3 separate regions of the Homo sapiens genome follow, and regions 1 and 2 are each linked to region 3. Evidence: read pairs that join two places in POLR2A ChIA-PET (ENCODE). Cell type or tissue: Caco-2. All regions are shown on one strand. Each heading gives the region's core, and the rest is flanking DNA. Links, peaks and the distances in the headings are about the cores only. Region 1 overlaps SNTB2 (syntrophin beta 2). Region 2 overlaps UTP4 (UTP4 small subunit processome component). Region 3 holds the start of TMED6 (transmembrane p24 trafficking protein 6).

Evidence for each region. ChIA-PET counts read pairs that join two places held together with the same protein. Peaks named below come from ENCODE experiments on the same cell type or tissue, not always from the same donor. Only the 100,000 strongest peaks of a DNase experiment are listed, where the experiment ranks them.
Region 1: POLR2A ChIA-PET joins it to region 3 with 5 read pairs; 6 of 35 experiments call an interaction of 5 or more read pairs at or near these places.
Region 2: POLR2A ChIA-PET joins it to region 3 with 5 read pairs; 2 of 35 experiments call an interaction of 5 or more read pairs at or near these places.

Annotation. Positions count from the first base shown.
Region 1 is chr16:69,194,328-69,204,410 of GRCh38, reverse strand. The region is part of intron 1 of SNTB2 (syntrophin beta 2); the gene reads right to left. Among named protein-coding and RNA genes, the nearest start is that of SNTB2, 12 kb to the right of the region's middle. In Caco-2, for the core only: no CTCF peak of the experiment used is centred there; a DNase peak (open chromatin) is centred at 4,895.
Region 2 is chr16:69,144,961-69,155,043 of GRCh38, reverse strand. UTP4 (UTP4 small subunit processome component) reads right to left here. Exons shown (of 17, transcript NM_032830.3): 7 at 4,336-4,507; 8 at 4,140-4,231; 9 at 1,364-1,460; 10 at 587-651. Among named protein-coding and RNA genes, the nearest start is that of UTP4, 17 kb to the right of the region's middle. In Caco-2, for the core only: a CTCF peak has its summit at 4,715 (motif pointing left); a DNase peak (open chromatin) is centred at 4,703.
Region 3 is chr16:69,346,035-69,356,117 of GRCh38, reverse strand. It overlaps TMED6 (transmembrane p24 trafficking protein 6), which reads left to right and starts at 4,332. Exons shown (of 4, transcript NM_144676.4): 1 at 4,332-4,577; 2 at 6,467-6,593; 3 at 8,182-8,330. The coding sequence starts at 4,365. TERF2 (telomeric repeat binding factor 2) reads left to right here. Exons shown (of 10, transcript NM_005652.5): 10 at 1-551. In Caco-2, for the core only: no CTCF peak of the experiment used is centred there; a DNase peak (open chromatin) is centred at 4,327; H3K4me3 peaks cover 236 bases.

The sequences.
Region 1 (10,083 bases), core at 697-8,696, 150 kb after region 3:
ATTCCATATATGGAATAAGACCTGATGGCACACAACCCAAAGATTCTGGTGCCCAGTGGGAGACTTCTGGTGCTTCTAGCAAGCCTATGGAAGCAACTGCAGCTGAGCAGCAGTGCTGTTCACTTCTGCTTCCTCATACTACAAGTGAAGAAGAGTACTCACCAGTCTTTAGCTGATCAGACAATATTAAGAGGAAGTTCTCAATAAATAATAGATTCTGGCCAGGCACAGTAGCTCACGCCTGTAATCCCAGCATTTGGGAAACTGAGGCTGGTGGATCGCTTGAGGTCAGAAGTTCGAGACCAGCCTGGCCAACATGGTGAAACTCCGGCTCCACTAAAAATACAAAAATTAGCCAGGCGTGGTGGCGGGTGCCTGTAATTCCAGCTCCTTGGGAGGCTGAGGCAGGAGAATTGCTTGAACCTGGGAGGTGGAGGTTGCAGTAAGCCGGGATCGCGCCACTACGCTCCAGCCTGGGCGACAGAGCAATACTCCATCTCAGAAATAATAATAATAATTGGGAGGCTGAGGCAGGAGAACGCTTGAACCTGGGAGGCGGAGGTTGCAGTGAGCTGAGATCGTGCCATTGCACTCCAGCCTGGGCAAGAAGAGTGAAACTCCGCCTCAAAAATAAGAATTATTATTATTATTAATAAACAAGCAATGGATTCCCACTGCAATAAAAAAGGGAAAGGGAGGGTTTATGGAAACTGTTTTAAATGGAAAAGAAAGGCAAAAATCCAAAGGTTAATACTATCTGTAAAAATTCCAGAACCACACACAGTGGCTCAGTCTGTAATCCCAGCACTTTGGGAGGCTTAGGTAGGAGGATCACTTGAGGCCAGAAATTCAAGGCAAGCCTGGGCAACAGAGCAATATCCTGTCTCTGCAAAACAATTAAAAAATTAGCCAGGCATGGTGACATGTACCACTAATTCCAGCTACTCGAGAGGCTAAGGCAGGAGGATTGCTTAAGGTCAGGAGGTCAAAACTAGTTACAGTGAGCTATAATCATGCCAGTGCACTCCAGCCCAGGAGACAGAGTGAGACCCTGTCTCTTAAAATAAACAAAACAAAACAACAATAACAAAAACGCTGGGCGCAGTGGCTCACGCCTGTAATCCCAGCACTTTGGGAGGCTGAGGTGGGCAGATCACCTGAGGTCAGGAGTTCGAGACCAGCCTAGCCAACACGGCAAAACCCCATTTCTACTAAAAGTACAAAAATTAGCCAGGCGTGGTGGTGGGCGCCTGTAATCCCAGCTACTAGGAGGCTGAGGCAGGAGAATTGCTTGAATCCGGGAGATGGAGGTTGCAGTGAGCTGAGATCGCGCCCCTGAGCTCTAGCCTGGGCAACAAGAGCGAGACTCTGTCTCAAAAAAAAAGAAAACAGGCTGTGCACAGTGGCTCACACCTTTAATCCTAGAACTTTGGGAGGCTAAGGTAGGAGGATCAGTTAAGGCCAGGAGTTCAAGATGAGCCTGGGAAACATGGCAAAACCCTGTATCTACAAAAAATACAAAATTTATCAGATGTGGCCAGGCGTGCTGGGTCACGCCTATAATCCCAATACTTTGGGAGGCTGAGGCGGGCAGATCACTTGAGGCCAGGAGGTCGAGACCAGCCTGGCCAACATGGCGAAACCCCATCTCTACTAAAAATACAAAAATTAGCCAGGCGTGGTGGCACATGCCTGTAGTCTCAGCTACCTGGGAGGCTGAAGCACGAGAATTGCTTGAACCCGGGAGGCAGAGGTTGCAGTGAACCAAGATCATGCCACTGCACTCCAGCCTGGGAGACAGAGCGAGACGTCGTCTCAAAAAAATAAAAAATAAAAAAAAAATTACTGAATGTGGTAGTGTGTGTCTGTAATCCCAGCTACTCAGGAGGCTGAGGTGGGAGGATCACCTGAGCCTGGGAGATGGAGGCTGCAGTAAGATATGATCATGCCACTGCATTCCAGCCTGGGTAACAGAGTGAAACCCTATCTCAAAAAAGAAAAAAAAAAATTCTAACAGTTCATAAAGTTCACAGCCTACATTTAGTATGAATAGTAACTACCATACTATTTTCCATTATAAACTAAGAATGTATGTTTGTTCAAAGTAATGCCTACTAACTAGGGACATGTGAGGAGTTACTCCTTGTTTTCTTTATAAGCCTTAAGATGAAAGTTAGGAAGCACATGAACAATGAGAAAGCCTCCAAGTCAGAGAACAGAGGAGACAGGGCCAGAAACTCTAGCCCCTTCATTAAACAGTAAGTGACTGCAAAGAAGTTTGCCTCAGTCACGGTTAAATGTGAAGGGATAACTGAAAGGCTGGGGACAAAAAGGTACAGCTAAACATCACAGACACTCAGGTAATGGCTGAAATTATAGGTGCAGATGAGCTAAACATCAGGTGTAAACAAGGAGAATGAGTCAGGGCCCTATCAGCTTGTGTTGCTTCACTGGTCTGCTCCTAAACTAAGCAGCATTCGTTTCTCCAGACATGCAGACTGATATCCTGAAGCAATTTTCCATCCAGGTATGAAGCACAGAAGAAGAGGACAATTAACAATTTTAGAGGCACTCAAAAAAAATAATAATAATACTATTGAATTCTCATGTTTTAACCAAACTCAAAATTATTACCCTCCAAATACGAAATCTAAAATAACTATTCAAACTCTTTTTTCTGACAATCTGAGAATAATTTCTCAAACATTTTTGGTTTTTTGGTTTGCTCTGGGCTTTTTGTTTTGTTTTCTGAGAAGTATTGTTGACAATAATCTAACAAAATTAACATTCCTTTCAGCTGTACACTGTATCCAAACCTGGCTAACACCCAATGATTTAGCAACGTTACCCACCCTCAATTTTAAACACACATCTCTTTCATAAAGAATTTTAGATTTCTTCAAATGGATAAAATACCTTACTAAGCAGTATTAAAGGATTTTATGTCCCCGCCTCCCTAATCCTTTCCATTTTGCTATGTTTTTTCCTATTCAGCACCACATCAACATCACATAAATAAGTTGGCCTGCTGCTTTAAATACAGATCTACATTTAAGAGAGTTTTACAAGTTATAAGATGGCAACTTTTTGGCTTAGTGCATTCTCTCCCATTTATTGGTGTTAATGAGGAGTCCTTCTAGTTCAGTGACATTAATACTATTTCAATGCTAGCAATATACAAGGTGCTTAAATAAAAGGTAAAGAAGCCATCAAAATCCATTAAATAAGCATCTGTTCACATGTAATATTTATTATTTCAGGTGGTAACTTTTAAGCCAGGATGCTGTTTTCCTATGGCTTTCCTGAATGTTCTGCTTTCAAACCAGGCCCCTGGAGGCCCTGAAAGTGTGATGAGGAGTAATTATTTTAAAAAGCAGAGAAATGACTCGATTTGTCTGAGTTTTCAGTGACATATAAACGAATTGGCTGCAGCAACTCGGTAAAGTGTTTGGTAAAAGTTACAGAGCAGTCTTCTGCCATTACCCCACAAGAAGAAAATAATGAGGATCTCTCAACTTTATCAGTCAGGTGAGGGTAAAGTAAAAGCAAACAAAAATAGAGTCAATATACAAACATTACTTCAAGATGGATCACAGGGCCAGACTCGGTGGCTCACACCTGTAATCCCAGAAATTTGGGAAGCCAAGGCTGGAGGATGACTTGAGCTTAGGAGTTCAAGACCAGCCTGGACATTGTAGCAAGACCCCCATCTCTATTTAAAAACAAAACAAAAATAAAATAAATAAACGAAACAAAACATAGTACAATATAATGAAAACTCATGTACTCAATTTTATCACTGTTAACATTCTCAGTTTCACTAACAAAAAACCCCCATGAACCTCTCCTTGACGCCATTTATCTTCCTCCTGCTCTAGCAGTTATATCCTAAATTTGATGTATCACGAATGTGTTGTTTTTCTTGTATTTCAACCCATGGGCCTGAAAAATAAAGCATATTCCAAAAGCATTCATACCTGTAATCTGATGTGTATTCCACCCTTCTAGTGGAAGGATGGTACAGTCTGGAGGAGTAGAATGCCTGACAGAAAAATAATTTCATACTAGCGTGCTGATGCTAAGAAATAGGTATTACATTTCTGTAAAAGAAATTGATTCCCCATTTTGTCAAAATACGCCTAATATCTAAATTCCTAAACTCACTGTAAGCAAATGTGCTTGACAACAATGGCCAACACAAATAAGTATATTTATGTTAAAAATGTCCCCCTCCTTTGGGAGGCCGAGGCAGGCGGATCACGAGGTCAGGAGATTGAGACCATCCTGGCTAACACGGTGAAACCCCATCTCTACTAAAAATACAAAAAATTAGCTGGGTGTGGTGGCACGCATCTGTAGTCCTAGCTACTCAAGAGGCTGCGGCAGGAGAATCGCTTGAACCCGGGAGATGGAGGTTGCGGTGAGCTGAGATCGTGCCACTGCACTCCAGCCTGGGCGACAGAGGGAGATTCTGTCTCAAAAAAAAAAAGTCTCTGTCTTCCCAGTAATAGCATGGATCTAAAATAAAACATTTTTTAAAAGTCCCCCTTTCTCCTGATTTTTCACACTAAAAAGTGGAAGGAATTATTTGGCATCTAAGTCTTAAACTTTGGCCTTTTTTTTCAATTTTCATTAAGATTGCAAATCTTCATTATGAGAGTCTTGCCCATTCACTAAAGAACAAATGAAGACACCTCAAGGTACACAATAATCAGTGACAAAATTAACTGCAATCTAGATTGCTCAATATTTCTCTCTTTGCTAAGTGATTCATCTGCGCTTAAGAGAAAAAGATCGCCTTTTTTTTTTTTTTTTGAGGCAGTGTTTCACTCTGTTGTCCAGACCTGGAGTGCAGTGGTGCAATCATGGCTCACCAAAGCGTCCACCTCCCAGGCTCAAGTGATCCTCCCACCTCAACCTCCCAACTAGCTGGGACTACAGGCGTGAGCCACTGCGCCAGGCCAACATCGCTTTAATTAATGCTGCCTGTGTAGATTTGAAGGCGATTAGCTGCTAGTTAAAATGAAAGGTGGAAGAGCAAAAGCCGATTTATCTGCAAATCTACAACATAAAATATTTTATCTGGCACTTCACATCTTTAGCACAACAAATGAAGCTCACAATAAGGTATTGTAAATCTTGAGGTTCCATCTGAATCATCAAACTAAGATTCAATTATAGCTAAAATATTTTTAGTGTTAAAAATCATTATTATAGGCCAGGCGTGGTGGCTCACGCCTGTAATCCCAGCACTTTGGCAGGCTAAGGCGGGTGAATCACCTGAAGTCAGGAGTTCAAGACCTACCTAACCAACACGGAGAAACCCATCTCTACTAAAAATACAAAATTAGCTGGACATGGTGGCGTGCGCCTGTAATCCCAGCTACTCGGGAGGCTGAGGCAGGAGAATCACTTGAGCCTGGGAGGCAGAGGTTGCAGTGAGCCGAGATCGTGCCATTGCACTCCAGCCCGAGCAACAAGAGTGAAACTGTCTCAAAAAAAAAAAAAAAAAAACATTATTATATTCTAAATCTCTGACAATCCATGCATTTGCGTACAGTCAGTTCATATTAACTCTTCATTCTCTATTTCATATTTAGAATTGTAAAATATGAGCTGGAAGGGATCTTATTTTTAATAGGTAAGAAACATACTGCTTATAATGCTGAAATTATTTTTTGCCAAGGTCACACAAAGTTAACAGCCATCCGAAATGTTTTGCTGTATTTTTTCCCAAGAAAAATCAGGTAATTTTTGTAACTACATCCAGATGTTTGGAGATGTCTTAACAATCTCAAAGATTTCTTTTCAGACCCAAGCACAGAAGAAGTAGGAGAGGATATGAGAAATAAAGAGAATAATGGGAGGAAACATGTAAGTGGTAGAGGAATAAGAATGGACTACATCTTCCTACCAACCACACACAAACTCCTTAAAGAGAAGCAGAGGCAGAACGTGCAATGAAGACATTTCTCTTGTCAAAAATACACATGTGAAAAATAGGCCAGGCATGAGGACTCACATCTGTAATCCCAGCACTTTGGGAGGCCGAGGCTGGTGGATTGCCTGAGCTCAAGAGTTCAAGACCAGCCTGGGCGACATGGCGAAACCCTGTCTTACCAAAAGTACAAAAAACTAGCTGGGCGTGGTGGTGTAGGACTGTAGTCCCAGCTACTCAGGAGGCTGAGGCAGGAGAATCGCTTGAACCCGCGAGGTGGAGGTTGCAGTGAGCTGAGATTGCCACTGCACTCCAGCCTAGGCGACAGAGCGAGGCTCTGTTCCCCTACCCCCCAAAAAAAAAAAAAAAAAAAATCAACTCTGTTACATTGTAAAGGACAACAGAGATCAATATCAAAACATCTCTGGTGAAGAATGGTTTCCAGAATTCACTTTAGTCTTTCATTGCTGTTTTTAGCAGAATTTGTATTTGCCCAGAGCCAGTTTAATTTTTTCAATTACTTTGTGTTCATTGTAAAAAATATGTATTTTTATCCTAGAATGTAATTAATAATCTTTGAAGAGACAATACAGAATCCATAGTACTCAAAAAAATTATCTACACTACTAGTGGTTTTCTAAAATGTTGCCATCCCTTACTGCAATGAAAACAGAGCTAACAATGTAAATACTTTTACTGGCCAACAATTACAGCAAAATGAGGCAAATCAAAGACATTTAGTGTTCAGTAAAACAGATTTTGTTTCATTTGGGCAAAGATTTACTTGTAAAGATGAATATACTTTGGAGAATGCTACTTTGTTAAAACTGGTGTTTTCCAAAAGTAAAATAACATAGTAATATATCAAAAGTAAAAGCAGTAACAAAAAAGTTTGGCTAGAATAATTACAAAAGAAAAATTAATTTTTACATTACAAAACAGTTTGCAGATAATGAATACAATTATTACAAGATATTTCAGAAGTCAGTTATATTACTAATAAAATATTTAAACTATTTTTAAAAAGGGGTACAGAGCCTTGAAAATGGGCTATTTCATCAAATCTGTTTGCTGAAGTTTGAACATCACTGCTTGTTCCAGTCTTTGCTCTCTAGACATGCCTTTCCCCTCTAAACATGCCCTCCATCCTTCCCACCACCCACACCTATTCCATGTCCCACCCTTCTCTCACTTGACCCAAAATACATTCCTACTACTTGCTCACTTATTCCAAGTTCTCTCAGCATTTGTCTACCACTTATAATGTATGAAATACTTTGGATTCACTTATGTGCAGTTTATTAGTATTTACAAACCCATTTTGGGTACTTCTTAAAAGTAAAATCTTTGGGGCTTACATATTCTATTTCTCTCAGAGTGTCTAACAGAGTGTAGTTATTCAATATGAGTTGATTAATTACATACAGCTTTAGGTCCAGCATGAAAAAAAAAAATGAGGAAAAGACTGAGAGACATTAACTGGATAACCTCCAGATAGATGCAACAACACAGAATCCAAAGCACAATTTTCCTGAAAATTAAGCCAATCATAACAATAAATCCTGTCTTTAGACTTGCTAGCTTCTTAACCCAAACTGATCCACCAGAGAGGCAGTCTATTATAATGGTTAATATCAAAGGCTGTGTAGTTTGATAAATCTGAGTAACTAATCTTGCCTCTATCACCTACAAATTCTATAACCTTGCACTGACTGTTTAATCTTCCAGGACTCAATTTATTTATATTTTATATGGGGATGATGCCACCTGACTCACAGGGCTGTTAAAAGAATAAGTTGTGGCCAGGTGCGGTGGCTCACGCCTGTAATCCCAGGACTTTGGGAGGCCAAGGTGGGCAGATCACAAGGTCAGGAGTTCGAGACCAGCCTGACCAATATGGTGAAACTCCATCTCTACTAAAAATACAAAAATTAGCCGGGCATGGTAGCGCGTGTCTGTAATCCCAGCTACTCAGGAGGCTGAGGCAGGAGAATCGCTTGAACCCAGGAGGCAGAGGTTGCAGTGAGCCGAGATCACACCACTACACTCCAGCCTGGGTGACAGGGCCAAACCCCATCTCAAAAAAAAAAAAAAAAGAAAAAGAAAAGAAAAACAAAGTTGTGATCATAAAGAGCTTAGCAGAGTAAGCTCTCCATAAGTGTCATTATTATCTATTTTGATTCCTTTTGTTTTTAAAAATGTACAACTTAGCCACTTTTGTTTTTTCTCTTTTTGAGACAGGGTCTTGCTCCATTGCCCAAGCTGGAGTATAGTGGCTCAAACATGGCTCACTGCAGCCTCAATCTCCCGAGCTCAAGTGATCCTCCCACCTCAGCCTCCCAAGTAGCTGGGACCACAGGCACTCGCCACCTCACCTGGCTAATTTTTTACATGTTTTGTAGAGACAGGGTCTCGCCATGTTGTGCAGGCTGGTCTTGAACTACTAGGCTGAAGTGATTCCACCTGGACCTCCCAAAGTGCTGGGATTACAGGTGTGAGCCAACATGCCCGGCCAAAATTATTTTAAGCCCTATAGCCTGTTATAGTGTACATAAGTTAACCTAGCAACCACCCCACTCCAGATTTTATAGTCTGGTGAGGCTGCCAACCTCAATACACAAGGGATGGGCACGTGACACAGGTCTAGATTGCAGTCTCCATCATTTTGGTAATAGTGATAGGTCCGAGGAACTGGCAAAGCAGAACTATTGGAGTCCTTCCTATCTCCAAACTGATAATGTGAGTGGTAAAAGAACCCTCCAGTTTTTCTTACAGGGGTTAGTTATTAAGTTAAGGCAATATGTTCCTAGAGCTGCAGGCACCATCTTAGCTGACTATACAGAATTAGACCCTCCACAGCAGGAGATGTTGCAGCCAAGATAATTTGAGCCTTTGGATCCCACTGAACCTAAACCTAGATCCACCCCCGGTCTCAGGAGTTACATAAGGCAATACATTCCACTTCTGCTTAAATTAGTTGGTTTTGGGTTTCTGCAACCAAAATAATTCTTACTAAAAAAAAAAAAAAATGCAAACCAGGAACAGTAATTAGTTCATGCCTGTAATCCCAACTACTCCAGAGGTTAAGGCAAGAGGATCACCTGAGCCCAAGAGTTCAGGGCTGCAGTAAGCAATGATCATGCCATTGTACTCCAACCTGGGCAACAGAGTGAAACCCTGTCTCTAAAAAAAAATAATAACAACAAATAGATACTTTTTAAAAATTAAAAATAAATCATATACGTCTATTTTGATAAACAAAGATTTTTCTCCGTCTCTGACTTCAAAAGCTGCCCCTGAGCTCTATATACTTTTGTTGAGCTCTATATACTTTTGTTGTTCTACCTATAAAAATATGATCTCAATGCAGTTACAAACTTGCTTGAAATTCATAGAAATGTGATGTTCAAAATACCAATAAAATACTGAAAATAATTTATTATTCACTTGACATGTCAAGCATTTTTTAAAAGCTCCAACAAGCTCACCTGTACCTAAGCAAATTTATTATTCTGACTTTTGTTTTACAGCTGTCTATAATGTTTCTAAATCTCTTAATATGGTGGTTTCTCCTTTAATCTATATTATCTTCTGATGGTTTTAGAGCAATGTAATGAATGTCTGCTATTTATGCCTGCCTAGCATCCATTCCCCCTTCTTCTGTTAACATCACCTTAATTCTCCTTTGAGAAACCCCCACTTTCAGTCCATGTGGTTCTAGGAAAATTGCCCCATTCCCTGGGTACAGGTCTGAGGTGACCTGATATAGGCCTGGCCAAATAGAACATCTGGTACCCCTCAGCCACATGATTGGAACATGGATGAGTAAGGCCCAGTATTTTTGGCTGGAATGACTGGGAAAGAGATATTACAAAGACATCAGTTCTCTCCAAATTAATTTATGGATTTAATATAATTTTAATCAAAATCCCAGAGGATTTAAGAATGATAAAATCATTCCAAAATTTATCTGGGGAAATAAGTAACTATACTATACCAGCCGGCAATTGTCTATTGTTACTTTTCAAATTTTTCTTGGCTGGTACAGTCCACTTGAATTACCAGATATTAAATGTTACAGCTACAAAATACAGTGTGGTATGTTACAAAACACTAAAATGGAATACAATAGAAACTCCAGAATC
Region 2 (10,083 bases), core at 1,158-9,157, 200 kb after region 3:
TTGAGTTTTTAAAAATATGCACATGGCTGGGCGCGGTGGCTCACGCCTATAATCCCAGCACTTTGGGAGGCCAAGGCGGGCGGATCACCTGAGGTCGGGAGTTCAAGACCAGCCTGACCAACCCCATCTCTACTAAAAATACAAAAAATTAGCCGGGCGTGGTGGCGCATGCATGTAATCCCAGCTACTTGGGGGGCTAAAGCAGGAGAATCGCTTGAACCCAGGAGGCGGAGGTTTCGGTGAGCTGAGGTGGTGCCATTGCACTCCAGCTTGGGCAACAAGAGTGAAACTCCGTCTCAAAAATAAATAAATAAATAAATAAATAAATAAATAAATAAAAGCACATTATTTTCATAATAATATCAAAAGAAGAGAAACCTATTTCCTGTATACATCCATCTAATAAATCCTCAACGTCCTACTTATAATCACAGGAAACCCAGTCCTGGTGACACAGTCCTTCATTCAAATAGTTTTAGAATTTATACAATTTATGATGCAAACTAAGTAACCTCAAAATTCAGAATGGGAATTATGAGCCTAGAATTCAGGCTCTAGAATTCAGAGCCTAAACAAACTTCCTTACCTTTGTCTTTAGGTGCAGTAAATGATCTGCATTTTTAGAGAGTGGAAGAGTATCCCCATTCTTGCCTGAAACAAGAAACTTCCCTGAGATTTTTCTTATGAAAGAAAGAGTATTTGTACATTTTTCTTCTAAAAAGTTACTCCTTGGAAAAATGGAATCTCTATCAGTGGGAAATCAGAAAAATACAAGCTCACTGAGTAAGCTCACAATTTTTGAGGGGTATATGAAGAGAAAGCAGTGAGTACTTCTTTTGCTTCTATCCTCTGATACATCACTAATTCCCTGAAGCTCTAGTCCATAGCCAGGGACACAGGTGGAGTTTGTGTGGCCTCGATTTTAATCCACTGCAAATGAGAGGACTCAAACATTTCCTTAATAAGTCAAAAAGGCCACTAGGCTGTCACTCCAATAAGATCCATGTGATCTTCTTTTTCTACAGGATTATCATTACCCATCATTAAATCTTGTTGTTTTTCAACAGCCTGTTTTCACCTCAGTTAAGCTAGCGCAAACTACGATTCTTCAACCCTTACCTTGACTACACCCTGCAGCGCACCACCTAGAGCCATAAACTTTTAAGAGATGATCCAATATCCTGCTAAAGATTCTAATACTCTAAACAGCTTATTTGCTTTATCTAATGGGTGGGAAAACCATTAGTTAAAATGGACACAAAAGTCTACTTCAGTTTTTCTATAAGCAGAATTCCAACCGCAATTCTGATTTCTGGCTTCTCTCTCCAGTTTTCTTATTGAAAAAAACGTGCTCCCATCTTACCTGTTGCAACTGTGGATCCCAGTCGCCAAAGTTCTAAGTGATGAGCAAACTGGAAGAGGAGAAGCTGCCTCTTTTTAGAACAGGAGATGAGACATCGCTATATCCAAGAATCAAGAAGTTAAAAAAATAAGTCAGGGTCATCTACTGCCTTAGTACCAGATACAGTAGCACCACCTTAGCACATTTTTTACTGCTGAAATCCATTTCCTTGATAAATATTTCCTAAGTACTCCCATATGCCAGGCACTGCCCTGAGATCTATGAAGACGATGATGAATTAAAACATAGCTACTGCTCTCAACATGCTTCTAAAGGGGTGACACAGAATTAAATCAGCAATTAGACTTCAGTGTGCCAAGAATTTTAACACGGCTAAACACAGTATGTACTGAAAAATAAGGAGACAGGACATCTAACCTAGCTGTGTGGTGGTAAATACAGAAGCCCAGATGAGGTTCACTGGGAAAGACCAGTCAGGCGAAGGAGGCAGGGCAGAACATTCTGAGGAGGGTGATGGCATGTGACATAGCTCAAAGGTAAGAGTATTTGAGGGAACAAAAAGACCTTGAGAATGGCTAGCCTGGGTGGGGGTGCTACAAGCACGAGAGGTGCAAAAAGAAGCTGAAGGGCCAGGCCTGGATGGAGACAGGTTCTATAAGACACACTAAGGAAACTGTCTTTATGCTGAAGCCAACAGGGATAACCAGAGGCTTTGAAGCATGGAGTGATGAACAAAGGTGCTTTAAAACAGATCAATGGGCCTGGAGCAGTGGCTCATGCCTGTAATGCCAGCAATCGAGAGGCTGAGGTGCGAGGATTGCTTGAGACCAGGAGTTTGAGACTGGCCTGGGCAAGATAGTGAGATCTTGCCTCTATTAAAAAAAATAAAAAATAAAAAAATTAGCCGAGGCCGGGCACAGTGGCTCATGCCTGTAATCCCAGCACTTTGGGAGGCCAAGGCAGGTGGATCACCTGAGGTCAGGAGTTCAAGACCAGCCTGGCCAACATGGTGAAACCCTGTCTCTACTAAAAATACAAAAAAAATTACCTAGGCGTGGTGGCGGGTGCCTGTAATCCCAGCTACTAGGGAGGCTGAGGCAGGAGAATCGCTTGAACCCAGGAGACTGAGGTTGCAGTGAGCCGAGATTTCACTACTACACTCCAGCCTGGGCAACAAGAGCAAAGCTCTGTCTCAAAAAAAAAAAAAAAAAAAAAAGAAAAACAGAAATTAGCTGAGCCTGGTGGCGCATGCCTGCAGCTCCAGCAACTCGGGAGGCTGATGTGGGAGGACTGCTTGAGCTCAAGAAGCAGAGGTTACAGTGAGCCAAGATTACACCACTGCAGTGCAGCCTGGGTGACGGAGCAAGACCTTGTCTCAAAAAAACAAAAACAAATAAAATAAAATAAGATCAATGAAGAATAGGCTAGAATGACACAAATGCAAATAAAAGGACATGATTAAGAAGCTACTGTAAAGGAACCCAGATGAGAAAAGACACTGATCCAAACTAGGATGATGCCAGCGTAGACAAAGAGAAATGAATGACTCGATTCAAGAGATTATGAGGACTATGTTCAACCTCATCAAACCATATGCATTAAATATGTATGATTTTTAATATATCAAGTATGCCTCAATAGAGCTGTTGATCTATCTATCTATCTATCTATATCTATAACATATGTATAAAGATACTGATGAGTAGACTCAATGAGGTTTACTGCTTGAATGAATGGGGCAGCAGGTGTGGGGAGCAAGTTTTCTAGCTTGGGAAGATGGTACCATTTACCTAGAACACTGGAAGCCTGGGTTTTCCCGCTCCCACCCAGAATAGAGCCTACCCTGAAAGACAAACTAACAAAATTCCCATAACCCACAACTATTTGGAAAAGGGAAAAATTTCCCCAGAAACTGAACTAGGTGTGCTGCTGCATATCTCCTGCCCCCATAAATGTCTTTGCAGTGGCTTGCCTCAAAAACAGAAGGAATGAAGAAGGTAGCTACAGAAAGTCCTACAATATCTCCATGTCCCAGATGGTTAAAAAAAAAAAAAAGGCAGGGGCTGGGCACAGTGGCTCACGCCTGTAAGCCCAGCACTTTGGGAGGCCGAGGCGGGCGTATCACGAAGTCAGGAGATCAAGACCATCCTGGTTAACACAGTGAAACCCCACCTCTACTAAAAATAAAAAAATTAGCCGGGCGTGGTGGTGGGCACCTGTAGTCCCAGCCACTCGGAAGGCTGAGGCAGGAGAATGGCATGAACCTGGGAGGCGGAGCTTGCAGTGAGTGGAGTCGCACCACTGCACTCCAGCCTGGGCGACAGAGAGAGACTCAGTCTCAAAAAAAAAAAAAAAGAAAAAAAAAGGACCACAAAGCTGAGCGTGGTGGCTCACACTTGTAATACCAGCACTTTGGGAGGCTGAGGCGGGCAGATCACCTGAGGTTGGGAGTTCCGAGATCAGCCTGACCAACATGGAAAAACCCAGTCTCTACTAAAGATATAAAATTAGCTGAGCGCGGTGGCGCATGCCTGTAATCCCAGCTACTCGGGAGGCTGAGGCAGGAGAATCGCTTGAACCCGGGAGGTGGAGGTTGTGGTGAGCCGAGATCGCGCCATTGCACTCCAGCCTGGGCAACAAGAGCAAACTCTGTCTCAAAAAAAAAAAAAAAGTCCTACAAATTTGCCGAGCGTGAGCTGTGTTCAGAGCTTGTGGGACAGGGGGACACAGGGATGGGGAGATGAGGGGTTAGCAGGGGCTTGGAATGGACACTTACGTGGGGAAAGGTGATTTTTCGGAGAGCGGCATCGTAATTCTTTACTTCCACCTTCTCCATGAGAGGACGAAAGACTAAGTGGGTGTCAGTGCCTGGGAAAGCAGGGGAGAAGGTGTACAGAATTAGAAGTCATCCTCACGAGAACAGCCAGAACTGGGCAGGGTAAAGCAGCAGCCTCACCAGAGGGGGAACCCACCTCCAGATATCAGCGCTGTTGGGCTGTGGGCCACAGTGCGCACGTCATGAGTGTGATGCTGGAACGGTTTTGTCCGCACCCACTGCTTCTCACTGCTGTTAGATGTCACAGGGACCAGCTGAAAATGGAAGACTGTTCCCTCGGCTGTGCCCACCACGAAACTGTCTTCTTGCTGAGGAATTAAATCATGAGGGAGGTACACGTAAGCAAAACAAGGTCTGGTTGGAAAAATATTCCGAGGCTTTCTGTCTCAGCAGCTTAGGGGTAAACCTATGCCCAGAATCAGTAGGAAAGTTACAAGGGTCTTTTCCTTCCAGAAGCTAAGGATTCCATCAAAGGAGCAAGCTCAGACACTGGTAACAATGCGCCCCCTACTGACAAAATTAACGTCTACAGTACAGCAACGCTTCATATACCCAACATAGATCTCCTTAGAATAGCATTGAGAGAGAGAAAATACCTAGGACCTACTTGAGAAATTTAAATCCTTCGAAAGAACATAAGAGAAAACCTAACAAAGAAATTCATATCATGTTATTTAATACGAATATTTAACATGATCAAGTTATTATCACTAAAGAAATGTATTAAACCAATAAAAATACTGAAAATCCTTTATTTGGAACTAGAACAGGTGTTTCTTAATAACGTTTATTTCATTAAAAATATCCAAGAAACATCAGCCAGGCATGGTGGCTCACTCCTATAATCCCAGCACTTTGAGAAGCTGAGCTGGGTGGATCACTTGAGGCCAGGAGTTTGAGACCAGCCTGGCCAACATGGTGAACCCCGTCGCTACTAAAAATACAAAAATTAGCTGGGCGTGGTGGCGCATGCCTGTAATCCCAACTATTTGGACGGCTGAGGCACGAGAATCACTTGAACCTGGGAGGCAGAGGTTGCAGTACGCCAAGATCGCACCACTGCACTCCAGCCTGGGCAACAGGGCGAGACTCTGGCTTAAAAAAAGAAAAAAAAATGCAAGAAACACCAATAAAAAAGTTTCTTAAATAAACAAGGTGGGCAGAGCAGCACAAACCTGTAGTCCCAGCTACTCAGGAGACTGGGTAGGAGGATCACTTGAGCCCAGAAGTTGGAGACCAGTCTGCACAACATAGTGAGACCTCATCTTTTTTTGTTTGTTTGTTTGTATTTTTTGAGACGGAGTTTCGCTCTGTCACCCAGGCTGGAGGGCAGTGGCATGATCTCGGCTCACTGCAACCTCTGCCGTCCCGGGTTCAAGAGATTCTCCCACCTCAGGCTCCCAAGTAGCTGGGATTACAGGCACACACCACCACACCCGGCTAATTTTTGTTTTTGTTTTTTTTGAGACAGAGTTTCACTCTTGTCGCCCAGGCTGGAGTGCAATGGCGCGATCTCAGCTCACCACAACCCCTGCCTCCTTGGTTCAAGCCATTCTTCTGCCTCAGCCTCCTGAGTAGCTGGGATTACAGGCGTGCGCCACCATGCCTGGTTAATTTTTGTATTATTAGTAGAGATGGGGTTTCACCATGTTGTCCAGGCTGGTCTCAAACTCCTGACCTAGGGGATATACCCTCCTCGGCCTCCCAAAGTGCTGGGATTACAGGTGTGAGTCACCGTGCCCAGGCTTGTATTTATTTTTCAGTATAGACAGGGTTTTACCACGTTTGCCAGGCTGGTCTCAAACTCCTGACCTCAGGTGATCCGCCCGCCTCAGCCTCCCAAAGTCTCATCTTTAAAAAGAATGAAAGAAATAAACAAGAAAAAACAAAACAAAACAAAAAAACACAACTCACAACACAAAAAACCCAAACAAGAGTAGTAATGTGGCTAGATGTGATGGCTCACATCTGTAATCCCGCACTTTGGAAGGCAGGAGAATCACTTCAACCCAGGAATTTGAGACCAACCTGGGCAACATAGTGAGACTGCATCTCTACAAAAAATGTTAAAAACTTAGCCTGGTGGTGCATGCCTGTAGTCCCAGCCACTTGGGAGGCTGAGGTAGGATTGCTCGAGCCTGGGAGGCAGAGGCTGCAGTGAGCCAGGATTACACCACTGCACTCCACCTGGGTGACAGAGCAAGACCGTGTCTCAAAAAAAAAAAAAAAAAGTAATGAAGATATACATCCAAAAGAATTGAAGGCAGGAACTCAAACAGCTATACTAATACAGATTGAAGATTCCTAATCCAGGGCCAGGCGTGGTGGCTCAGGCCTGTAATCACAGCACCTTGGGAGGCTGAGGCGGGCGGATCACTTGAGGTCGGGGTTAGAGACCAGCCTGGCCAACATGATAAAACCCCGTCTCTATTAAAAATACAAAAATTAGGCCGGGCGCAGTGGCTCACATCTGTAATTCCAACACTTTGGGAAGCCGAGGCGGGCGGATCACTTGAAGTCAGGGGTTAGACACCAGCCTGGCCAACATAATGAAACCCCGTCTCTATTAAAAATACAAAAATTAGGCTGGGCACGGTGGCTCACGCCTGTAATTCCAGCACTTTGGGAGGCCGAGGCGGGCAGATCACAAGGTCAGGAGATCAAGACCATCCTGGCTAACACGGTGAAAACCCATCTCTACTGAAAAAAAAAATACAAAAAATTAGCCGGGTGTGGTGGCGGGCGCCTGTAGTCCCAGCTACTTGGGAAGCTGAGGCAGGAGAATGGGGCGTGAACCAGGGAGGCGGAGCTTGCAGTGAGCGGAGATCACGCCACTGCACTCCAGCCTAGGCGACAGAGCAAGATTCCGTCTCGAAAAACAAAACAAACAAACAAAACAACAAAACAAAAATTAGACAGGCGTGGTGGCATGAGCCTGTAGTCCCAGCTAAAAAGAAAAAAAAAGGATTCCTAATCCAAAATCCGAAACTTTTTGAGTGCTAACATGACACCACAAGTAGAAAACTTCACATCTGACCTCATCTGCTGGATCACAGTCAAAACTGTGTTTCATGCACAAAATGAATAAAATATTGTACAAAACTACCGTCAGGCTATGTGTATCAGGGACGTATGAAACATAAATGCATTTCTTGTATAGGCTGGGGTCCCATCCCCAAGATATCTCATTATGTATATGCAAATATTCCAAAATCCAAAAAAAAATCCAAAATCTGAAACACTTCTGGTTCCAAGCACAACCAGATCAGAGACACTCAACCTGTACTTGTACCTCAATGTTCAGAGTAGCATTATTATTTTTTGTTTGTTTGTTTGTTTGGAGACAGAGTCTTGCTCTGTCACCCAGGCTGGAGTGCAGCGGGGTGATCTCAGATCACTGCAACCTCCGCCTCCCTGGTTCAAGCGATTCTCCTGCCTCAGCCTCCCGAGTAGCTGGGACTACAGGCGCATACCGCCACGCCCAGCTAATTTTTTTGTATTTTAGTAGAGACAGAGTTTCACCATGTTGCCCAGGCTGGTCTGGAACTCCTGAGCTCAGCCAATCCACCCGCATCGGCCTCCCAAAGTGGTAGGTTTACAGGCGTGAGTCACCACGCCCGGCTTATTATTATTATTATTATTATTATTATTATTATTATTATTATTTTGAGCTGGAGTTGCACTCTGTTGACCAGGCTGGAGTGCAATGGCACGATCTCAGCTCACTGCAACGTCTATCTCCCGGGTTCAAGCAATTCTCCCGCCTCAGCCTCCCAAGTAGCTGGGATTACAGGCACGCAGCACCATGCAGGCTAATTTTTGTATTTTTTTTTTTTTTTTTTTGAGGCAGAGTCTCGCTCTGTCGCCCAGGCTGGAGTGCAGTGGCGCGATCGCACTCAATGCAAGCTCCGCCTCTCTGGTTCACGCCATTCTCCTGCCTCAGCCTCACGAGTAGCTGGGACTACAGGCGCCCGCCACCACACCCGGCTAATTTTTTGTATTTTTTTTTTTTAGTAGAGATGGGGTTTCACCATGTTAGCCGGGATGGTCTTGATCTCCTGACCTCGTGATCCACCCGCCTCGGCCTCCCAAAGTGCTAGGATTACAGGCGTGAGCCACCGCGCCCGGCTTAATTTTTGTATTTTTAGTAGAGACAGGGTTTCATCATACTGGCCAGGCTGGTCTCGAACTCCTGACCTCAACTGATCCACCCGCCTTGGTCTCCCAAAGTGCTGGGATTACAGGCGTGAGCCACCGCACCTGGCCTAGAGCAGCATTATTTACAACAGCCGAAAGATGGAAACAACCCAAACGTCCACTAATAGATGAATGGATAAACAGAACACACACACAAATATTATGCAGTCTTAGTAAGGAATGAAATACTGATAATGCTGCAAGATGGATGAACCTTGAGAACAATATGCTAAGTAAAATAAGCCAGATACAAAATAACAAATGTTATAAGCAAATTCATAGGAACAGAAAGTAGAATAGAGGTGACCAGAGGCTGAGAGAAGGGAGGAATGAGGAGGTAGTGTTTAATGAGTACAGGTTTCTGTTTGTGGTGATGAAAAAATTCTGAAAATGGATAGTGGTGATAGCTGTACAACAACGTGAATGAACTTTATTCCACTGAAATGTACACTTTTAAAATAGTTTAAAAGTAAATAATGTGGGGAGAATTACAAAACTAATGGTAAAAAGACTAAAGTTTGGAATATCTTTTTTTTTCTTTTTTTTTTTTTGAGACAGAGTCTCTGTTGCCCAGGCTGGAGCACAACGGCACAATCTCGGCTCACTGCAACCTCTGCCTCCCGGGTTGAACTGCTTGAAATATTTTACCAGTTCCCTCATTAAGGAATTACAGAAAATCGGACTTATTTCCATTTCATACTTGTATGAATCATGATTATAACTTTTTTCTGCCTAATCATCATTTAGTAACCTTTTTCACAGATAAGGAAACCAGAGCTCCAAAGGGTTTAAAGCCATGACAAACACGGCCATCTGGCTCCAAAGCCTGTGCTCTGGGAACACCACACTGCCTTAACCTTATGCCAACTCTCTTGCAGGGTCATGACTGTGTACCAGAAAGGAAAGCATTTTCCAAGGACAGCACATAAGGTGGCCCTGAGGAGCCTCTCCCTCTTCTCTAAAGACACTACTTAAAAACCATTAGCCTAAGACAAAAGTGGACATACCCAGCAGCTTAGGAACTCAAACACTCCCCCACCTCCAACGACACAGTTTACTTAATTTACAAAAAAAAAAAGAAAAAGAAAAAGAAAAAGCCAGGGGCGGTGGCTCATGCCTGTATTTTCAGCACTTTGGGAGGCCGAGGCTGGTGGATCACCTGAGGTCAGGAGTTCAAAACCAGCCATGGTAAAACCCAGTCTCTACTACAATTACAAAAATTAGCCTGGCATGGTGGCATGCACCTGTAATCCTAGCTACTTGGGAGGCTGAGTCAGGAGAATCGCTTGAACCCAGGAGACAGAGGTTGTAGTGAGCCGAGACTGCACCACTGCACTCCAGCCTGGGAGACAGAGTGAGAGACTGTCTCAAAAAAATTTTTTAAAAAGGGTAGTTTTCTCAAAGTCCCATCCAGAGAGAGATTTGGAAGACAAGGACTTCTCCTTTACTCTGTATTCTCTTTCTCTTAGGTGAAATCATTATTATTATTATTATTATTGTTATTTGAGATGGAGTCCTGCTTTTGTCGCCCAGGCTGGAGGGCAATGGCATGATCTCGGCTCACTGCAACCTCCGACTCCCGGGTTCAAGTGATTCTCCTGCCTCAGTCTCCCAAGTAGATGGGATTATAGGCGCCCACCACCACGCCCAGCTAATTTTTGCATTTTTAGTAGAGACAGGGTTTCAC
Region 3 (10,083 bases), core at 29-8,028:
GATGACAGACCAGTCCTTGTGGAATAAGATTCCCTTTAAAAACTCTTTAGCCAGTCGTGACATCAACCCTAGACCTGTCTGCCTTGGCATTTGCTGTCAACATCTGCTGGGCTATGTAGGCAGGTTAATCCTCCACTTCTCATGTGGTTGAACCAGTGTGTTTTTTGGTAAAATGGTGATTGTAGATAAGATTAGTTCCCTGATCCCCTGCCCCCTGTCCCCTGCCTCTTTTCCCAATTCCCTTCCTTATGCTGGACTTTTAAAGCTTAAAAAAAATCCGATTGAATATAAATGCCTAATTTCATTCTTTGTGAAATGGTTGCTTCCTCCTGATTCCCTAATTGTGCTGTGTTCGTGTCTTGCACTGGAATTCAACATTCCCTTCTCCTTTTGTACTGTGTTGTGCTTGCTGTCTCTCCCGGACACCCTTAAAGACTGTCTTTTTAGCAAAAAATTTCAGTAAAGTGTTTTCTGTAATCTTTTTTTAAAAGGTGAGAACTAATTATTGTCCATACTTGTAGCATTCTTCATTAAAGTCTTGCTTCTCTCAACTGTAAGTAGCTGTTTAATTGCAGCACAGCATGTATCCACAGAGGGAGGTAGCAAAATGTTAAACTTTGCTGAACTATTTTGATCAAGAAGCTGATGTCAGACTTTATTGAATGTTTTAATCCTTGGAAGCTATGTCAAACAGATGATATGGAAGTTTCCTCTTAACCTTTCAGTTTCCTCATATATCATTTCTGGGGACAAAAGAATTCCCCCTTTCTCACTTCTGAGTGAGTGAAAGGCAAGGCTTAAAGAAATGCTAAAGTTTTAAAATTCATCCATTAGGCCAGGCATGGTGGCTAATGCCTGTAATCCCAGCACTCTGGGAGGCCGAGGCAGGAGGATCACTTGAGGTCAGGAGTTCGAGACCAGCGCGGCCAACATAGTAAAACCCTATGTACTAAAAATACAAAAATTAGCTGGGCGTGGTGGCGGGTGCCTGTAATCCCAGCTATTCAGGAGGCTGAGGCACAAGAATCGCTTGAACTCGGGAGATGGAGGTTGCAACGAGCCAAGATCATGCCACTGCACTCCAGCCTGGGCAACAAAGCGAGACTCTATCTCAAAACAAAACAAAACTGGCTGGGAGCCATGGCTCACCCCTGTAATCCCAGCACTTTGCGAGGCCAAGAAGGGTAGGATCACCTGAGGTCAGGAGTTCAAGACCAGCCTGGCCAACATGGTGAAACCCCATCTCTACTAAAAATACAAAAACTTAGCCAGCCATGGTGGCAGGCGCCTGTAATCCCGACCTCTCGGGAGGCTGAGGCAGGAGAATTGCTTGAACTTGGGAGGCGGAGGTTGTGATGAGCGGAGATGGTGCCATTGCACTCCAGCCTGGGCAAAAAGAGCAAAACTCCTTCTCAAAAAAAAAAAAAAAAAGTTTAAAATTAAAAATTTTGAAAAATACAAAATTAGCCAGGCATGGTGGCAGGCGCCTGTAGTCCCAGCTACTCGGAAGGCTGAGGCAGGAGAATCGCTTGAACCGGGGAGGTGGCGGTTGCAATAAACCGAGATCGCACCACTGCACTCCAGCCTGGGTGATAGAGTGAGACTCCATCTCAAAAAAAAAAAAAATTCATCCATTAGTTACAAGTTGGAAACTTCATACAGCTTTATTACCTATTAACTGCATTTTGGGGTTTAGTACCTATTGTTCTTCTATCAACCAACCCCAACTGAAACCACAGGGAGAAGTTGAGAACTTGAGCTCCTTTCAGGCTAGCCGCCTTCTGCCTGCAGCTGGTTTGGTCTCCCTCTGAACCGGATTAGAATCCAGAAGCTTTTCTCCCCTTAACTCTCATGTGAGTCAATGGTGCTCTCCAGGTAGAGGAGTGAAACTGATGCATTTAGGGAAACAAAATATCCTAATCAGTGTTTCTTTTTATTTATTTATTTATTTATTTATTTATTTATTTATTTATTTATGAAATGGAGTCTCACTCTGTCACCCAGGCTGGAGTGCAGTGGTGCTATCTCAGCTCACTGCAAGCTCTGCCTCTGGGTTCACACCATTCTCCTGCCTCAGCCTCCTGAGTAGCTGGGACTACAGGCACCCGCCACCACACCTGGCTAATTTTTTGTATTTTTCGTAGAGATGGGGTTTCACCGTGTTAGCCAGGATGGTCTCGATCTCCTGACCTCGTGATCCGCCCACCTCAGCCTCCCAAAGTGCTGGGATTACAGGCGTGAGCCACCACACCCGGCATCAGTGTTTCTTAAACTTGAGAATGCCTATGTTCATTAATATTTTTTCACATAATTCAGTGTTGTTTTTATTATAGTTATTGAAATGTGTGCAAAGATAAAACTATGCTTACAGCTTCTGTAGAACTATAAAACTTACTATGAACTGACGATTGTTTCGCCGAAACCAAGTCACTGCTTATGGCATGACCAGTGCTAGGACTGCGACGGTGGTGGGACTCGGGTGGGGGATGCCTGTGCCACGTGTGCTGATAGAAGTTCCCAGACTCTTCTGTCACTTGAGCAAGACTGCCATAGAGCCACTGTGCTCCCAGAGTGCTGTGCTGTCATTTGGCCTTTGCTAGAACTGAACCCCATGTATAGAGTCTGTTTTCTGCCTACTTAGCTTGTGACACTTTGAGTCAATGCAAATAATTGCTGGAAGGTGTTAATGCTGTTTTGTTTTTTGTTTTTTAAGATTATGACTAAGGCTAGGCACGGTGGCTCACACCTGTAATCCTAGCACTTCAGGAGGCCAAAGCATGGGGATCACTTGAGCCCAGGAGTTTGAGACCAGCCTAGGCAACATGGCAAAACCTCATCTCTACAAACAATACAAAAATCAGCCAGGTGTGGTGGTGCACTCCTGTGGGTCCAGCTACTTGGGAGGCTGAGGTGGGAGGATCGTTTGAGCCCAAGGGGGTGAGGCTGCAGTGAGCTATGTTTGTGCCACTGCACTCCAGCCTGGAAGACAGAGTGATACCATCTCAAGGAAGCAAAAAAAAAAAAAAAAAAAAAAGATTAGGACTGAAAAATGGTTAGGCAGTGTCAGAACTCAGAGACTGACAGCTTGAGAATGAGAAACACTGTCCTGCCTGGTGGTTAAGAGCATGAGCCCCCACCGGGGACCCAGCTCTGCCAGGTGTGCTTGTGGGAGCGTGAGCCACCACTGGAATCTCTGAATGTCTGTGTCCTCATCTCTAATGCCAGAGCTCACAATACCTCCCTTGCAGGGCTATTGTGAGAATAAAATAAGATGCAGGTAAATCTTAGCTCAGTGCCTGCCATGAAGGAGGTGGGTGTTGAAATCATGAATAAAAGAATAAAGATTAAGGATGTGAATAATATAATTGTCTTTAAGTGGGTTCTGGATAGTTTTTTCCCCCATGGGTGCTGAAGAAGTCCTGAATAAAAGAAAGATCAAGGCTGGGCGTGGTGGCTCATGCCTGTAATCCCAGCATTCTGGGAGGCCGAGGCGGGTGGATTACTTGAGGTCAGGAGTTCGAGACCAGCCTGGCCAACATAGTAAAACCCTGTCTCTACTAAAAATTCAAAAATTAGCCGGGCATGGTGGCAGGCACCTGTAATTCCAGCTACTCAGGAGGCTGAGGCAGGAGAATCGCTTGAACCGGGGAGGTGGAGGTTGCAGCGAGCAGAGATCGTGCCACTGCACTCCAGCCTGGGTGACAAAGCTACGCTCCATCTCAGAAAAAAAAAAAAAAAAAAAAAAAAAGATTGAGGCTTTGGATAATATAATTGTCTTTCAGTGGGTTTGGATAGCTTTAGGTGACCGTTAGGTGAAAGGCATCAGGACGAGGACTGTCAGTGGAGGGGTCTAAGCACCATCCTCTGGCACTGTATTCATCCATTTACATCTTTGCACACACATGCTGTGATTTGCTCTGAGCTGCAGCATTGGGGAGAGAGAAGTGTTGCCCCATGTGTTTATAGGAGCAATTTGATGTAAGAGAACAATCCCCCCAGCCAACTTTTTGTCAGTGTATTCAGAAGTTGTAAACTTACCCACTATTATATCCCCAAGAAGCAGGAACTAAAAAATGACAGCCCTAATGAAGGGTGGAAAGACCTCTTCTGAGGTGGTAGATTCTATGTAGCACCCATGAAGTAGGTTTGGTAAGCCACTGAGTTTTTGAGGTGAAAGCAAAATTTCCTCCTGCGAGCCAAACATGGGAGTATCATGGCAGTTCTATGATGAATATCTATGTGTGGCCCTGAAATGGGCCGTAATGTGACTTGTGGAGTTAATCATTAGCCCAGCGGTTGTCTGAACGACTTGATTTCCCTGGGCTGCGAGCAGTTCACCTGCAGAGGAGGCTCCAGAAAGCGGCATGTCCCCTTTGCTCTTTGGGGCTGGGCTGGTCGTTCTGAATCTAGTGACGTCTGCCAGGAGCCAGAAGACAGAACCTCTAAGTGGCTCTGGGGACCAGCCACTCTTCCGTGGAGCTGATCGATATGACTTTGCCATCATGATACCTCCAGGAGGCACGGAATGCTTTTGGCAATTTGCCCACCAGACTGGATACTTCTATTTCAGTTACGAGGTATGTGGGTGACTGGCCATACTGGGGGGCTTTTTTTTTTCTCCTTTACTCATAAAGTGGGTCAGGTTTTAGGCCAAAACAAGGTCTGGTTGTCTTTATTATGCTGTGATTCCCCACCTGTTAATGAAATGGACCTGCAGTTAGAGGGAAACTCCAGCTGGGTGAATAATCACCAACAGGAGCTAAAACATATGGTTTGGCTTCTTACATCAGGGGCCATGCTCAAAGCCATGGGGCAGACGGGGTGCCTCTCCCTGAAGAGGTAATCATTACATGTACTCGGATTTGGGGATGAGAGGGGAGAGAATACATTTTTAATATATTAAAACAAAATTGGATAATGGTGCTTTGGAGACTGATCCAGAGATTTCAAAGAAGGCTGCTTCAGCTTATGGGGTGGGGGAGTAAAGGTTCTGCTGCCTTTAGGAGCAATTCTGGCAAGTCAGAGATTCACTAGGTCAAGTTTTTTGTATTCGGCCAGTTAATCCTATTTTTTTTTTTTAGGACGGTAAGTGTTTTCAAGTTACTTATTCAAAGGTCAAGTACTTTTACCCATACTATGGTCTTATATCATGCTGTCCAAGGATGGTGAACTCAGTATGAAAGTTAGAGGCTGTTCATTTCCTTTGTTCTTTATCTTAGAAATCGGTTAACTTTCTAATTTTTGTTTACATAGTAATAGACTTTGTTGATCTTACTCCACTGTAACAACATTTATTTTAAATAAACTTATCAGAGACTTTTCTTACCTCTGAATTTCTATTAGAACAGCAGCCACTACTAAGCTCACTGTGGCCTGGCCTAATCAAGATCTAGCTTGGGAGCAAGTGTCCATGGAGTGCTTGTTGTAGGTGTGCACTGCCAAGCAGCAAATGCCCAAATCTGGGACATCATTGGGGAGCTCAACCACCAAGCAAGTTCATTCAAGAACTCTACAGCCAGGCCGGGTGCGGTGGCTCACATCTGTCATCCCAGCACTTTGGGAGGCTGAGGCAGGCGGATCACCTGAGGTCAGGAGTTCGAGACCACCTTGGCCAATATGGTGAAAACGCATCTCTACTAAAAATACAAAAATTAGCCGGGCTTGGTGGCATGTGCCTGTAATCCCAGCTACTTGGGTGGCTGAGGCAGGAGAATCGCTTGAACCTGGGAGGTGGAGGTTGCAGTGAGCCAAGATCACTGCACTCCAGCCTGGGTGACAGAGCAAGACTCCGTCTCAAAAAAAATAAAAAATTCTACAGCCAGAATCGTACTTTTTTTTTTTTTTTTTTGACAGAGTGTTGCTCTGTCGCTCAGGCTGGAGTGCAGTGGCATGATCTCGAGTCACTGCAATCCCTGCCTCCCGGGTTCAAGCAATTCTCCTGCCTCAGCCTCCAAAGTAGCTGGGATTATAGGCGCACGCCACCATGCCAGGCTAATTTTTGTATTTTTTAAGTAGAGACAGGGTTTCACCATGTTAGCCAGGCTGGTCTCGAACTCCTGACCTTGTAATCTGCCCACCTCGGCCTCCCAAAGTGCTGGGATTACAGGCGTGAGCCACCGCGCCCGGCCCAGAATCATACATTTTAGTGGATCCACACTAGCTGTGTGTTCCGAGCAAGGCATGTCTTCTTCACACGGGTGCTGTTGGCATTCTGGGCAGTTCTTTGTCCTGCTGTACTGTTTCTTACATTGCAGACGTTCAGCAATGCTGTGCTGCCTCCCCTTAACACCATCACTGTGATACCTCAGAATCCTCCAATCAACTCCAAACCCCAGCAGGGGGTTGGGCAGTCCCACCCCAGACAGAGACCGCTGTGCTGATGACCGTGGGACGTCAATCTTACCACTCAGCTGGCTTCCTCGTGATGTAGCAGGGGTTCTGCTACCTATTTAATGTGTCTTGGCAGGTTCAGCGGACAGTGGGGATGTCACATGACCGGCATGTTGCTGCCACGGCACATAACCCACAGGGATTTCTCATAGACACCTCCCAGGGTGTTCGGGGCCAGATTAACTTCTCTACCCAAGAGACAGGTCTGTTTTCATTACCATGGCTATTATAATAATCATAGGGTCCTATGAAATTACAGAAATAATGAGGAAGTATACAGAGATGTTTTAACAGTAGGAAAAAAATTCAGCCTTTAACACCAAAAACCAGTGTTCCTGGAGGCTGCTGACCTCCAAGGATGCCAAGTGGCAGTCTACTGACGATTTGGGGGCAACACTCCAGGTGAGCATTCTAAGTCTAGGGTTCAGCCGCTCAATTTTATCTCATCATCTCCAGTTAATCAGATTCTGGGAAAGTGACCAAAAAACAGAGACCCATTTATAATACAGAATTCCAATTAACAAATGGATTACAGGGAAGCATGTCTTTCCAGTCATCAGAATATTTGAGTCAGTTACTAAAAGCAGATTCAGAACAAAAGAAAATGCATGATATCCATGTGAGATATCCACACTCCACAGCAAAGCACTCCTCCAGCCAGGTCAAGCCTGTCCCACTTTGGAGAGCAGCAGTGTCTTAACTGCCCTCTTTAATAGCCAGCTGCACTAAAAAAGACATTTTCTCAACAGGGGCATCAGACAGTCCTTCACTATGAAGCACAGCATGTGTATCAGTGTTAAAAGATCTTGAACAGGCTGGGCGTGGTGGCTCACACCTGTAATCTCAGCACTTTGGGAGGCCAAGGTGGGCGGATCACCTGAGGTCAGGAGTTTGCGACCAGCCTGACCAATATGGTGAAACCCCGTCTCTACTAAAAATACAAAAATTAGCTGGGTGTGGTGGCAGGCGCCTGTAATCCCAGCTACCTGGGAGGCTGAGGCAAGAGAATTGCTTGAACCTGGAGGCAGAGACTGCAGTGGGCCGAGAGCGCGCCATTGCACTCCGGTCTGGGCAACAGAGCGAGACTCGTCTAAAAAAAAAAAAGATCTTGAACATCTTTGGCCCCTACATGCCAGTAGTGCCTTCCAATCATTTTGACTTTCAAACACTGCCACACCTTTCTAATCCCACCCCACCCATCTTCTACCGGTCCTCTCCACCTTGCTCCTTCCCACCCGCTCCCCACCCCGCGCCCCCCTCCCCCCCGCACACACAAAGGGAGGCAACCCCAGCCCCAACAGATATAACCAAACCATGAGTCACTGTACACACCGCCTTGGAGGCAATCACTCCAGGAGAGCTGCTTTCATGCACTATGCATCTATTTTTTTTTTTTGTCTTTCCTAATTTCAAGTTCAAGATGGTGTCCCTAGCTTTAATTGTATACAAGGACCAGGCAAACACCATGCTCTTAACTTCAACTCAATCTGTTGAGCAGGAGTTCCTTAATACAAGATGTGGGAATTATATGTTAAAGAGAAAACATTGTTTGCCACTACCCAGTATGGAAAGAACGAGTTACTAAAATTTGGCCAAATATAATAAGTAATATTTAGTATAAGTTTAACATAAGGTCCGTGTCTTCCATGTCAAAAACGGGATCTTTGTACTTTCTAAGTAAAAAGAAGGTCCTGTAGTAGAATTCCAAAACTAGAGGACAGATACCTCCAGGGAATCCTTAACAAAGGGGAGGAGACCAAAGACTTGGTAATGATCTAAGAATTCCTACAGGTTTTTATCAGCTTTGTCTAAGTAATCAGCATAATCACTTCGGTTCTGTGCAAGTGTACCTCAACTTTGGGGTCTTCTATGAGGGGCCTGAGACTGATCACAAACAGAAGGAAAGAAAACAACTGAATGATACTCTGGATGCAATTGAGGTAAGGAAGTGTTTTGTGGAAGAGAAACATCTGTGGAAACTGATTTTTAACTTCAGAGGGAAGATGACTTCATTTAGGTAGAAACCAAACAGGCAAGGGGATGTGAATTTCTTCATAAATTATGACTTGGCTGGGCACGGTGGCTCACGCCTGTAATCCCAGCACTTTGGGAGGCCGAGGTGGGTGGATCACCTGAGGTCAGGAGTTCGAAACCAGCCTTTCCAACATGGTGAAACCCTGTCTCTACTAAAAATACAAAAATTAGCTGGGCGTGGTGGTGCGCACCTGTAATCCCAGCTACTCGGAAGGCTGAGGCAGGAGAATCGCTTGAACCCTGGGAGGCAGAGGTTGCAGTAAGCCGAGATCACGCCACTACACTCCAGTCTGGGATACAGCAAGACACCGTCTCAAAATAAATTACGACTTGAAGCTCTTGAAATTCCATCTTCGTTTTATACCAAGGGTTGGCAAACTATGTATGGCTGACAGGCCAAATCTGGCCCATTGCCTGTTTTTCTTTAAATTGAGATATAATTCATACACCGTACACCATCTAAAAGTGTGTAAGTCAGTGGTTTTTTAGTATATTCACAAGGCTGTGCAACTATCAGCATCTAATTCTGGAAGTTTATCACCCACCCCACCCTCAAAATCCCACTCCCCATTAGTCATTCTCCATTCTATTACCCCAGGCCTGCCTATCACTGTTCTACTGTCTCTATAGATTTACCTATTCTATACTTAATTTTTGAGACAGGGTCTCACTCTTGTCCAGGCTGCAGTGTGCAGTGGCTTGATCACAGCTCACTGCAGCCTCAACCTCCTGCGCTCAAGCAATCCTCCCACCTCGGCTTGCCAAAGTGCTCAGATTCAGCACTTTGAGCCACTGAGCTGAGATTACTCAGCATTATGAGCTACTGTGCCGAGATTAATCAGCACTTTGAGCCACTGTGGCTGGCCTCTATACACTTTATTTAAATGGAATCACACAGTACATGGGATTTTGTGACTGGCTTATTTTTATTATTTTTTGAGACGGAGTTTTGCTCGTTGTCCAGGCTGGAGTGCAATGGCGCAACCTCAGCTCACTGCAACCTCTGCCTCCAGGGTTCAAGTGATTCTCCTCCTCCCAAGTAGCTGGGATTACAGGCACCTCTCACCATGCCCGGCTAATTTTTGCATTTTTAGTAGAGACAGGGTTTCACCATGTTGGCCAAGCTGGTCTCAAATTCCTGACCTCAGGTGATTGGCCCGCCTCGGCCTCCCAAAGTGCTGGGATTACAGGTATGAGCCACCGCGCCCAGCCAAGACTGGCTTCTTTAATTTAGCATGTTCTCAACGTTCATCCATGTTGTAGCATGTATCAGTACTTTTCTTTTTATGGCTGAATAATACTCTCTTTTATGGATACACATTTTATTTATCCATTCATCAGTTAATGGACATGATGGATATTTAGGTTTTTCCACCTCTTGGCTATCATAACGTGGCTATGGACATTTGCATGCAAGTTTTTGTGTTAGCATGTTTTCATCTGTGTATACCTGAAAGTGGAATTACTGGAGACTGTTTACCACAGTGGCTAAACCATTTTAAACTCTTGCTAGCAGTGTATGAAGGTTCTAATTTCTCTACTTCCTCATCAACACTTATTTTTTGTTACAGTCATCCTAGTGGGTGTGAAATGTTATCTTGTGGTTTTGAGTTGCATTTCCCTAATGATTAATAATGTTGAGCATCTTTTCACGTGCGT